2 separate regions of the Mus musculus genome follow, and region 2 is linked to region 1. Evidence: chromatin loops called from intact Hi-C (ENCODE). Cell type or tissue: heart. All regions are shown on one strand. Each heading gives the region's core, and the rest is flanking DNA. Links, peaks and the distances in the headings are about the cores only.

Region 1 (5,376 bases), core at 131-5,130:
TGGGGTCCGCGGCGTCCCGGGTTAGACTGAGGGTGTGTGAGAATTTAGGGTTCTGGGCGGGAGAGGGAGCGGATTTAGCTTAGGTGGACTTGGGGAGAAGCTTGGGTGGGAGTGCCGGGAAAGGGGGAAAGAAAAGGGGTTGAGGAGTGCACCAAGGGAAGGAGCTAGGGTTGGAATAGGGGGAGGGGTGGGGCGGGGGGGGGCAGGGAAGAAACTAGTTGAGGCCGTGGATTGGGAAGTTGGAGATAGTGAGGCGTGAAGAAAGGGGAATCTGAAGGTTGAGGACGCAAAACCGGGAAAGAGATGGGGAGACTAGGGTGCTAAGAGGAACCTCGATGGTGAGAGGAAGACTCGTGAGGAGGGAGAGAAGGATGGGGGCTGGAGACGGGTCGCTAGAAGACAGGTGGAGGCGGGGTTGAGTCTTTTGAGGGGCACGGGAGAGTCTGGGATGTGAGGAAGATGGGTAGAAGATCTGGGAGTGAATGGGGAAGGTTAGAATTTGGGGGGTGGGGGACTGAAATTTTTTCTGTTTGAAAAGCTAAAGAGTGGGTAAAACTATCAAGATGTGGGAGAGATTAGCTTGCTCTTGGACAAAGTATGGGCCCGGATAGGACATGAGTTTCTGCAGTTTGGGGGAGAAGGCAGGTAGGGAAGTGGCAAGTTACAGGGAAAAAAGAAGTAGTGGGAAATTGAATAATGGCGGTGACACAGAACAATGAAGATGGATTGTTAGTTGGTTAGAGATACTTTGGAACTACTTTCTCTTCGGATTTCTTCCTATGTTAAGAAAAAGTCTTTAAAAACCACTACATTTTCAAATGAGCCAAAGGTGTCTGCAGTCTTGAGATGAAGGTAGTGGGTTGACAGATGTTTTCCTGGTGTGTGGATATGGCGGATTTCTGCCCTGGCAGAGTGAAGGGGGAGCGCTTCATCCTTGAGTGAGCCCTGGTTCTGTTTCCACCCACTCTTCCTCAGATGACCACTGTTTTTTACTATAGTCCCTGCCCTCTTAACTCCCAGTTTGAGCCATTGTGAGTTCCAGAGAGATCAAATGGCCGGTGATGTTAATTTTGAGTGTTTTAAGAATATTTTTAAGGCTGATGTTGTATTTTTATTCTTGAGATACAAGTGGGAAGATCTTGTGCTTTGGAATTACACAGACCTGTGATTGAATTCAGGCTCTCTCACTTAGGAGTTGTGAGCCTTAAGTTCCTTCATTTCTCTGAGGCTCTTCATCCATAAAGTGGCAATACTGACCTCATAGGATCAGTGATTGCATGACATCATTTTATGTTGTACCTTACAGTGCTTGTTAGCTTGTAGGTATATAAAAAATGGTAGCTTTCAGTCACATCTGGAATCATTATTGTTGATCATTATTTTGGCCTACTTATTCTTAGAAGACTGATTTATTAAGGTTAGGTGTTCTTTCTGATTTTTGGTTTTGGTATTTTTTTTCCTGAACCATAGGCTCAGCTCACAGTTTTAGCACTATTACCCTGATGCCTCTCTCCTCTTTCCTCTCTTTGTCTGGAATAATTTTATGCTTTTTGCTTGGAAGCTGGATTCAAGGTTTTAAAACTTATGTTTGGTTGTCAATTATTTTATCCTTCTCTCATTTAAAGATGTTTTACAGAACTGAATTTTTAATGTACCAAGGTTATATTTCATTTATTTGAAGAAATGATATGCTTTGTGCTAACTTTAGCTTCACTAATGTAATGTGAATGCACTGCTGTACATTTTTAATGCTTTGTAATGCTTAGGTAGATCACAGAGCTGTTTCTCTGTAGTGGGCTAGAACACCGCCAGTCAGCCAGTCACTCTGTTAATCTGACCCATAGCTGCAAGAGATCTACACTGAACATTGTTATCTTGCAGATACATGTTATCTTAACTTTCCAGTTTAAAAGAGCACTTCCAACCTTCACACCCCCAGGCAAGAAAAGGCTCTTGTCTTTTAAGGGGCCAGTTTGTAGAGGCCAACATGAATAATAGTGACGGGCAAGCAATATCCAGGAGAGAAGCTTTACCCTTTATGGTTCTTAAAGTTGAAAGTTCAGACATTCATTTAATCCTTAGATCATTTTATAGTACATTACAAACTTCAGGAAGTACTTTATTGGAAGAATGCAGGATGTTTTAAAAAAAAAAAAAAGGTTACCATGCATGATTCCCTAAATTAAGAGTAGTTCTTCAAATAACTGAAGAAAGCAAAGCCTTGGATTATTGCCTGGACAAATGATGTAGATATACTCTTCAGTAAATACTGAATTTTTACATCATTTAAAAAGAGAATACTGTTTGATAAGTAGTCTGAAGATGTGATTTAGTCCTCACTGTGCCCCTGTTTTTGAAGGGTAAAGTTGCCAGGAGGGGCAGAGTAAGGGATTAGCATCCAGACTCTGGTCCCACGCTACTTGTGCCCTCTGCTGGATGGAATCATACTTCTAGTTTTCATGAGACACTGTCATCCATTCATTCCGTTTTACTCCAAAGTTTGTGGGACGTTAGAGAGGAGAATTAAGAGCAGTGCAAATATGTAAAACCTGGGTTTTCGTCTTTCTGTCCTCCTCATCAGTATTATGGTGTGTTGGTCCATTAAGATACATTATCTTCATAGGATTTGCCCTTCTGCTGTTACAGTTAGATTGTTAGGCTAGGTGTAGTGGCTTATGACTGTAATCCCAGTATGTGGAAAGCCATGGTAGAAGGATCTCTCTGAGTTTGAAGCCAGCCTGGACTACATGCTAAATTTCTGGCCACTCTAAAATGGTGATAATGATATGTTTTCTTTCCTTCATTTACCCACTTGATCATTTCTTGTCTAGCAAATAATTTGTTTTTATGCCATACGTAGTATTTACTTTCTGATACCTAGGTAGAGTAGGCTCTGACGTTCTAGTCTGGTTTTGTTTTTTGTTTGTTTGTTTGTTTGTTTTTTGAGACAGGGTTTTTCTGTGTAGCCCTGGCTGTCCGGGAACTCACTCTGTAGACCAGGCTGGCCTGGAACTCAGAAATCCGCCTGCCTCTGCCTCCCAAGTGCTGAGATTAAAGGCGTGCACCACCACTGCCCAGCTTGAGGTTCTAGTCTTAAAGATCAAAGAGCATTTTCTTTTTCTCCAGGTTAGGATTAAGGTCTGTGAGGTCGAAGGGGCTAAATGCTTGCCCTGCTGAAAGAAGCTTTTATAGCAAGTGGGGAGGGCATCTTTTCAGCAGCAGCCCTTAAATGCTGGCAAGAATATGAAGTGTAAGAACTGGCACTATGACAAGACTTTAAAAAAAAAAAACTGGTTTTTACTTTAGTTGTTTTGTCCTCCCTCCCCCACCCCCCACATAGTACCAGTAGCAATATAGCCCCATCATCTGCTCTGCTTCTACCACCTGCAGAAGGGGCTGACAAGTGGGGGAGGAGCCTGCAGCTGTTGCCTGGAAGAGGAGCTGGCTCCTAGCAACAATATCAGCAGGCCCTTCAACGCAGCACTAAATCTACCCCTTTGAGGTCTCATTCAGTTCAGCATATATCTGTTGAGTGCTTACTCAGTACTAAGCACCATGTTCGGCCTGAGAAAGAAAAAAACTCACAGCTTTGGGTACAGTAACAATTGAACATAGTACACAGTGCTAAGTGTTGTCTAAAAGGAAACACTGGGTGCTTTGGGAAAACCAGACAGACATGGACTGGTACTGGGGTTGGAGAAGTTTCCCAGGAGAATGCTGAGTGATGGTTGAGCTGAATGTTAATGATGAACAGGAAATAGCTAGGTCAGGCAGAACAACCAAAAGCAGTAAACTAAGCTAATTCCAGTGGGTCAAGTGAGTGGCAATTTACCCATGTAGCATTGGGAGGGCCACAGAATAGAACATAGTAGATGAGCTGGAAAGGGTGAGGCTCCAGGGCTAGGCTGGTCCCTCCTTTCTGATGTGCTTTATATACATAATTATTCTCAGGAGAAAAATGAGCAGTAGTGATTCCCACAAATAGGATCATTGCTTGATCTTCAGAGACTCAGCATTTTTGTCACTAACTTAATTGTTTGCTGACACTTGTAAGTGGCTTCAGGCCACATTGTAGGTATTGATGTAGAACCTGACTTGATATACCTCCAAAAGTCAACCAAAGTCTTTGAGGGATAGTTTCAGAGTTTTAGAAATACTGCTAGGAGCCAGGTGTGGTGGGGCACGCCTTTAATCCCAGCACTTGGGTGGCAGAGGCAGATGAAGTTCGAGGCCTGCCTGGTCTACAGAGTGATTTCCAGGACAGCCAGGGCTACACAGAGAAACCCTGTCTCAAAAACAAAACAAATAAACAAACAACCCAACAACAACAAAAAAAAAGAGAGAGAGAAATACTGATAGGCTGACATGTTATTAAAATCCACATTTCCCCCTTTCTTATTGTAGAAATGATAATCGGATGCCTTTATTTAACATAGAAGTTTCTTGTGTAATTTGAAATCTCACTCAAGAAAATAGTATTTATTATAATTCTTGATGCATAATGTCACCAGTGGGATTAAAGAAAAACATAACTGCTTTTTGGTTTTTAACTTACCTCAAAGTGCTTGGACAGAATCTGAACACTGGAAGACTGTAATGATTTTATTTAGCCTTTGTTGTGGAGGCCTTTATTTGTAAATTCAAGACATCCTTTTGCTCATGGTTTACCTAAGGCTTATGGAACTTGTAAACTAGTTCCATGACATTCTCCCAAGGGACTGCACTGTACCAGAGTCCTGTTATGGAGTCTGAATTAAATGTGGTCTTTCTCTCTGTGTGCAAAGCAGCTAAGACAGACCCAGAAGCCAATCAATAAGACAGTGAGCCAAGTGCAACAAAGAGATGTGTGGAAAGTGCCAAACCCGCTAGCGGAGTTACTGTTTTCTGTGTGTAAACATTTTTAATTCCAGAATTCTAGTGGGTTCATAATGTCTGATGAAATAGTGTATGCTTTGTTTACTAGGACTCAGTGTTGGGCATTTAGTTGATGCTCCTCGTTGCTCTGCTAACATAAGCTGTGCTGCTGTGAGTCTACTTTGAAAAGAATTGTTGCTGGCATTTTTTTGTAAATTCTGGGTGAATTCTCCAAATGAAATTTGAGCTCAAAGTTCTGAAAGATGAGTAGATTACTAAATAGGTGAGAAAAATGCAAAAGAGGCACTTCAGGTAAAAACAGTAGAACAGCCTCATAGTGACAAAGTTCTCAGCAACTGGTGAGTCTTGCTTTCCTGGTAGTGGTAGGATCATAAAGCTGTGGGCACAGCAAGGTGAAGCTGCAGATGACATTCTAATTGGATTTGCCTCCACACACCTTGCTTTTACAGTTGCAACCAAGGCAATGGCTTACTACCTCAACTCAGAAGCCCACCTGGATCC
Region 2 (5,376 bases), core at 258-5,257, 99 kb before region 1:
CACCAAACTCGGGTGGCTGAGAGCAGGGAACTGTACTCTCTTGACTGTGGCTCCATGCAGACAAGAAGGAAGACCCAGCCTACTCTGACCGTCTTCTGACTTTAAACTGCATATTCTTGAGAAGAAAGGAGAGTGTCAGCCAGGGAGACGTTCCCAAGGTCACAGAAGGCACCTTTTATTTTATTTTATTTTATTTTATTTTATTTTATTTTTTTCGAGACAGGGTTTCTCTGTGTAGCCCTGGCTGTCCTGGAACTCACTTTGTAGACCAGGCTGGCCTCGAACTCAGAAATCCGCCTGTCTCTGCCTCCCGAGTGCTGGGATTAAAGGCGTGCTCCACCACGCCCGGCCACAGGAGGCACCGTTAATGATCATATCTTGTTAACTTGAAGGGCTTACAACTAGAATTCCTCAGGGAAGAAAGAAAATCCCCACGTTTTACAAAAGGGAACTAAAATATCAAAGCAGAGTCAAGAAGACTACCACAGTTCAATATAAATGAGCAGCCATTGTCAGTAGACAGTGGCTTTCATTTTACCTGAGTGCCTAGTTGCCGCTGTCTCTAAAAGTGACTACAATCTTCTCAGATGGGCGCTATCTTTATTTTATAGATAAGTTACCTTTGGCTCAAATGCACCTTGTAAGTACCAGGTAGGAATAAGCTTTCATTCTCCTCCTATCTGCCCAACAGGCTGGTGAGTACACATCCCCTCTGCCCTGGGAGACAGGACAGCCAATCTTCACAGAGCAGAGTGAAGGCTCTTGTCCCACAACGGGCTCAAGTGTAGTTCCCATACAAACACTTACTGAGTGCTCACTGTATACCAGGCTGTGCGGTGGATGAAGAAATCCACCCCTTGTCTAACCGGGAGTCACACTGATACACAGGGGACAGATGGATGGCTAAATGACTGAACATATTAACAAAGAGGCAGATGGACATACAGACAGTTAGTGCTCTGAGCACAAGAGCATAGTAGACAGAGTGTCAGGGTCACCAGGAAGCTGATGACTGTGGGAAGGGAAGAGCATTCTAGACAACAGAACTGCACTTTATATAGCCTTAGGAGGTGCCACTCACAGCCTTATCTTTTCTTCTTGATATCTTTCAAATGTTCCTCTCAACTGAAGGTTTAATTCCCTTCAGAAAGTGTGTAAACAACACTGACAACACATTTATCTCTGGCTCTCCAGTAGGGAGTGAAAAACAAACTGGGACCTCTTCCATCTTGTTTCATCAACTGAAATAAGGCAGTGTGGTGCAGGACAGAAAAGTCACTAAACATGAAAAAGCTCAACAAAATGCTCAAGTCAAGAACAGACAAAAAAACCCCGCGCGTCCATTCTCGGCCTTCCTTGCTTCCCTTCACCAATGTGTGCTGTCCTATAAAACTAAAATCCAGGTGCAGACCCAGCTATGCTTGGCACAAGGAACCGTAACGGAATCAGTAAGTGTCCCTCCGCACCAAAGTCATCATGGGTGTATGAGAAAGCACTTGCTTAGCTTGTACGGGCCCTGGGTTCAGGTTCAATCCTCGCCCACAGGGAAAGGGGGAAAAGGAAGGCACACTGGACATGATGAGACACACCCACCTGTAACACTAGCATCTGCGGAACCAGAGGCAGGAGGATGAACTAAGTACAAGAGTTCAAGTTCAGGGTCATCCTCAGGTACACGGTGAATTGGAGGCTAGCCTGGGCTATATGAGAACTTGTCAGCCAAAAAAAGGTACTAAGAACATAGAACAGGAGGCAAGGAATAAGTTATGAAACTGGATCTCTCTCTTGCACACTCTAACCCGCTCAGCTAACCATTCACAGAGGAATAACTTCAAAGGCCCTGAGCACATGAAGCACAGAAATCCAGAAGCCTTCAGAGAAATCCAGGGGTCCTTCAAGAGAGGACAACACTGGTTTCAGAGATCAGTCGGAGACGTCACAGAATGCAGAAAAATCACTGAGACAATTAGGATATGGAAGAAATCCTTCTGTGCTACTGGACAGTGTAGTGGGGATAGAGAAGGTGGGTGTGATCACCAGAGCAGGGACTCCCCCCCCACCCCCGCTACCCCAGGGTCTACAAGCTCAGGGTCTAGCCTTTGGTCCCTGATGGTAATGCAGAACTGATGTACCTTCCTATTTGTGACATACCCTGAGAGATGAAATGCCACCACCTGCTTTCCCCATTAGCTGGATTTGGCCGCTGTTACTGTCTGGTTGGGAGTGGTTATAGCTGCTGGGAGGTGGTCCATCTCTGGAGCATCAAAGAAGTAAGCCTGCAGGAAAGGAGACACAGGAGGGAGCCATGTTAATAGTCTCTGGCCCCCCCCCCCCATTATATTTGTTATCACACCAGACTGCAGCCACCTCACTGTGTATCTCCCTGACTCAACCTTTTAAAACTTAGCTCCAGCCAGGCGTGGTGGCGCATGCCTTTAATCCCAGCACTTAGGAGGCAGAAGCAGGCCAATTTCTGAGTTCAAGGCCAGCCTGGTCTACAGAGTGAGTTCCAAGACAGCCAGGGCTACACAGAGAAACCCTGTCTCGAAAAAACAAAACAACAACAACAAAAAACTTAGCTCCACTCACTGGCCATGCTATGTTGCATGCCTGACTCTTCTCAGAGACCTTAAGGGGTTGTACGATGATCTCTCCTGGCAGGTGCAGAAACTGAGGCTCACAGAGACTGTCCCTGGGTAAGTGAGCGTGGCGCATGAGCAGTGGATCCAGGACTCACGCTAGCAATTACTGTGTCACACAGGGGATACAGGGACTGTCTCTGCCTCTACCTCTGCTCTGCCAGCATCTCGGTCTGGCCTGATAGCAAGTAGCCAGATATTTATGGACTGACTTGCTAAACCAGTTAGTTGACTTTCTGCAGAGACCTCGAAAATAAGGTGCTAAGCACACCTCAGTCCCCAGGACTTGAGCTTGAGAATGAAGTGTGTGACAAGAGCTTCCGCTTGTCACTCTTAGCTGCCAGGAACCAGGAGGAGGTGATGGGACAGGGGAGGTGGCAACGAAGATCTTCCCTCCTGCCTTAAGGTCAGAGGACACTAAAGTTAGCACAGAAAAACACCAATCTTGTTAGCCTTGAGCCCCCCCTTCAAAGGGTGTGTGGGAGGGTGAAGCTGTTACTATCCCAAGGGCCACTAGATACACAGGATTCCCTTGGCATGGGTGGCTCAGGAAGATGAAAAGGTAAAAAGCTAAGAACCATTTTCAGCAGCTCTGCCCTTATTAGCCAGAAGAGGGTGCCAACACAACACACTTGGGCTTCCCAGCCTGTTCCAACCTTCATACTTAACAGATCTCTTTAGCTTCTCTTTGCCACCCGCCCCCCCACCCCCACCCCCCAGAAACTCCCTCTAGCTTATCACAGCCCCAGAGCAAACCTAATTTAAAAGTTTCTCTTGCAGCTGTTTCCTGGCACAAAGGAAGGCGATTCCTCTACTTGGGGGTCATGAGTGAGACCGAGGCCATCGTGTCTGCTCCTCAGGAACACTGAATGGGACTACCAGTGAAGGAGTGGCTCTCTTCCAGGCCACTTGAGGAAATGCTCTTCAGGAAGCTATGAGTCTCAGAGCTGAGTGGTCTGCGTTCCCTGTCTGCACTAGTTACTAGCACTGTGCCTCTAGACAGGCTTCTCTACCTCCTCGGTTTTGTCTGCAAAATTGCGGGGTGGTGGTGGAAAAAGTCTCTAAAAGGCTTTTTCTTCTAGCACAGCCAGTGATGTGGCACAGGGTCTGTGCTCAGCTCAGCCCATCCTGAGGCACTGTGGCCAGTAGGCGCCATTTTCCCTGAGCTCAGTGGTAATCATCCAAACGTGGGCTTGCCTGGCTCTCGACAACCCACCAAGGACCCACGCTCTGTGCTTCCTTCGCTGTCCCTGCCAGGTGTGTTCAGTGAAGACCTGGAGATCATTTTCCAGTGCAGTCACCGAGGGACCTCAGCAGATGTGAGGCTGCCACATACATCACTGCTCTGAAACCGAAGCACTAATCCGCGGTTCCCAGGGGAGACAGGGAAAGCCGGGCGAGGCTGTCTGCTTCAGCTGGTGCCCCTCAGCTCGAACAGCTCCCTCGCCAACTCCTCCCACCGCTTTCCAATAATTATAATGTCTTCTGACATTACATGAACAGTTTTCTTTCTCTGTTTTTCCGTATGTGTGTGTCTGTGTATGTTCACCTGTGTGTGGTATATAGGCACACATGTACATGTGTGTGCAGGCCAGAGCATAACCTCAAGTTTATTCCTCTGACACTCTCCTCCTCTTCTTCCTCCACCTCCTCCTTGATAATCACACCAGGTCCCCTCCTCACACGTAGGCTAGGCTGACTAACACTGAGCCTCACCTGTCTCCATCTCCCCAATTCTGGAGTTACAAGCATGCACCATGCTCAGCTCTTTTTATGTGGGTTCTGGAGACCGAACTAGAGTCCTCTGAAAGCACTTTACCAGCTGAGCTGTCCTCCCAGTAAACCCCTGCTCATAAGTCAAGGTGTTGCTTTTATACCTCTGAAGGGCCTGCAACTCACTATGAGACCCAGGTGGGCCATAAACTTGTGGAAACCTTCTTGCCTCAGCCTCCTGAGAACAGAGATGACAGATGAGAGACACCTGACACAGCTAACCTGTCATAATTTTCATGCTGCAAACCTTATCCAAACCTTCCAAGAGGACAGACGGTGCTACGATGTGCATGGTCAGTCCCTTTATCTTAGGAAAGAGAAAGGCGGCCAGAGTAATAACCAAAGCTTGGGTGTGGGAGCTGGAGGGACCCCGGCTTCCTCTATAACCAAAGCATGGATGTGGGAGCTGGACAGGACCCCCAGCTTCCTCTATTACCAAAGTGTGGGTGTGGGAGCTGGAGGGACCCCCGGCTTCCTCTATAACCAAAGTGTGGGTGTGCGAGCTGGACAGGACCCCCATTTCCTCTATTTTGATTCTCCCTCCTCCAGAAGAGAAAGGAGAAGCCATATCCAACAGAGAGAAGACAGTTCAGACACAGGGCTTTGGCTTAACATCTGGCCATCAAGGGCTTCCTCTGCTCAGAACACGGCAGTTCCTCCTCAAGAAGAGCCTTTCTCCCAGCACACACTTCTGCTGCAGAGGCCAGCACGCCCCGATTAGGAGACTTTTCAGAGCTGGAAGGAATGAGCCTCTCTCCTACCTCTGCCTCTCCACCAACTTCTCAGCCATTATACGATGGAAGACGGTCAGGTCAGGTCAGGCCAGGTCCAGGGAGAGTGAAGGACACAGTCACAGTCTGACACAAGAGCCTTGGTCTGTTTATGAGCTCTGTGACCTTGGGTCACTCCTGTGAGAGCAGCAGAGTGGCCCTGGAACTTCTGCTTACGCCTCTGACTTAAAGGA

The links. A loop is a pair of places that touch in the nucleus more often than their neighbours do. Peaks named below come from ENCODE experiments on the same cell type or tissue, not always from the same donor. Only the 100,000 strongest peaks of a DNase experiment are listed, where the experiment ranks them.
Region 2: it touches region 1 in a loop (7-fold over the local background); 31 of 42 quality-filtered maps call a loop at or near these places.

The regions. Positions count from the first base shown.
Region 1 is chr4:107,247,729-107,253,104 of GRCm38, reverse strand. Lrrc42 (leucine rich repeat containing 42) reads left to right here. Exons shown (of 8, transcript NM_029985.2): 2 at 5,325-5,376. The coding sequence starts at 5,339. Among named protein-coding and RNA genes, the nearest start is that of Lrrc42, 3.1 kb to the left of the region's middle. In heart, for the core only: a CTCF peak has its summit at 2,432 (motif pointing left); a DNase peak (open chromatin) is centred at 384; H3K4me3 peaks cover 1,577 bases; H3K27ac peaks cover 1,191 bases.
Region 2 is chr4:107,347,314-107,352,689 of GRCm38, reverse strand. It overlaps Yipf1 (Yip1 domain family, member 1), which reads right to left. Exons shown (of 10, transcript NM_145550.3): 9 at 2,152-2,276. The coding sequence ends at 2,187. Among named protein-coding and RNA genes, the nearest start is that of Ndc1, 18 kb to the left of the region's middle. In heart, for the core only: a CTCF peak has its summit at 3,233 (motif pointing right); no DNase peak of the experiment used is centred there.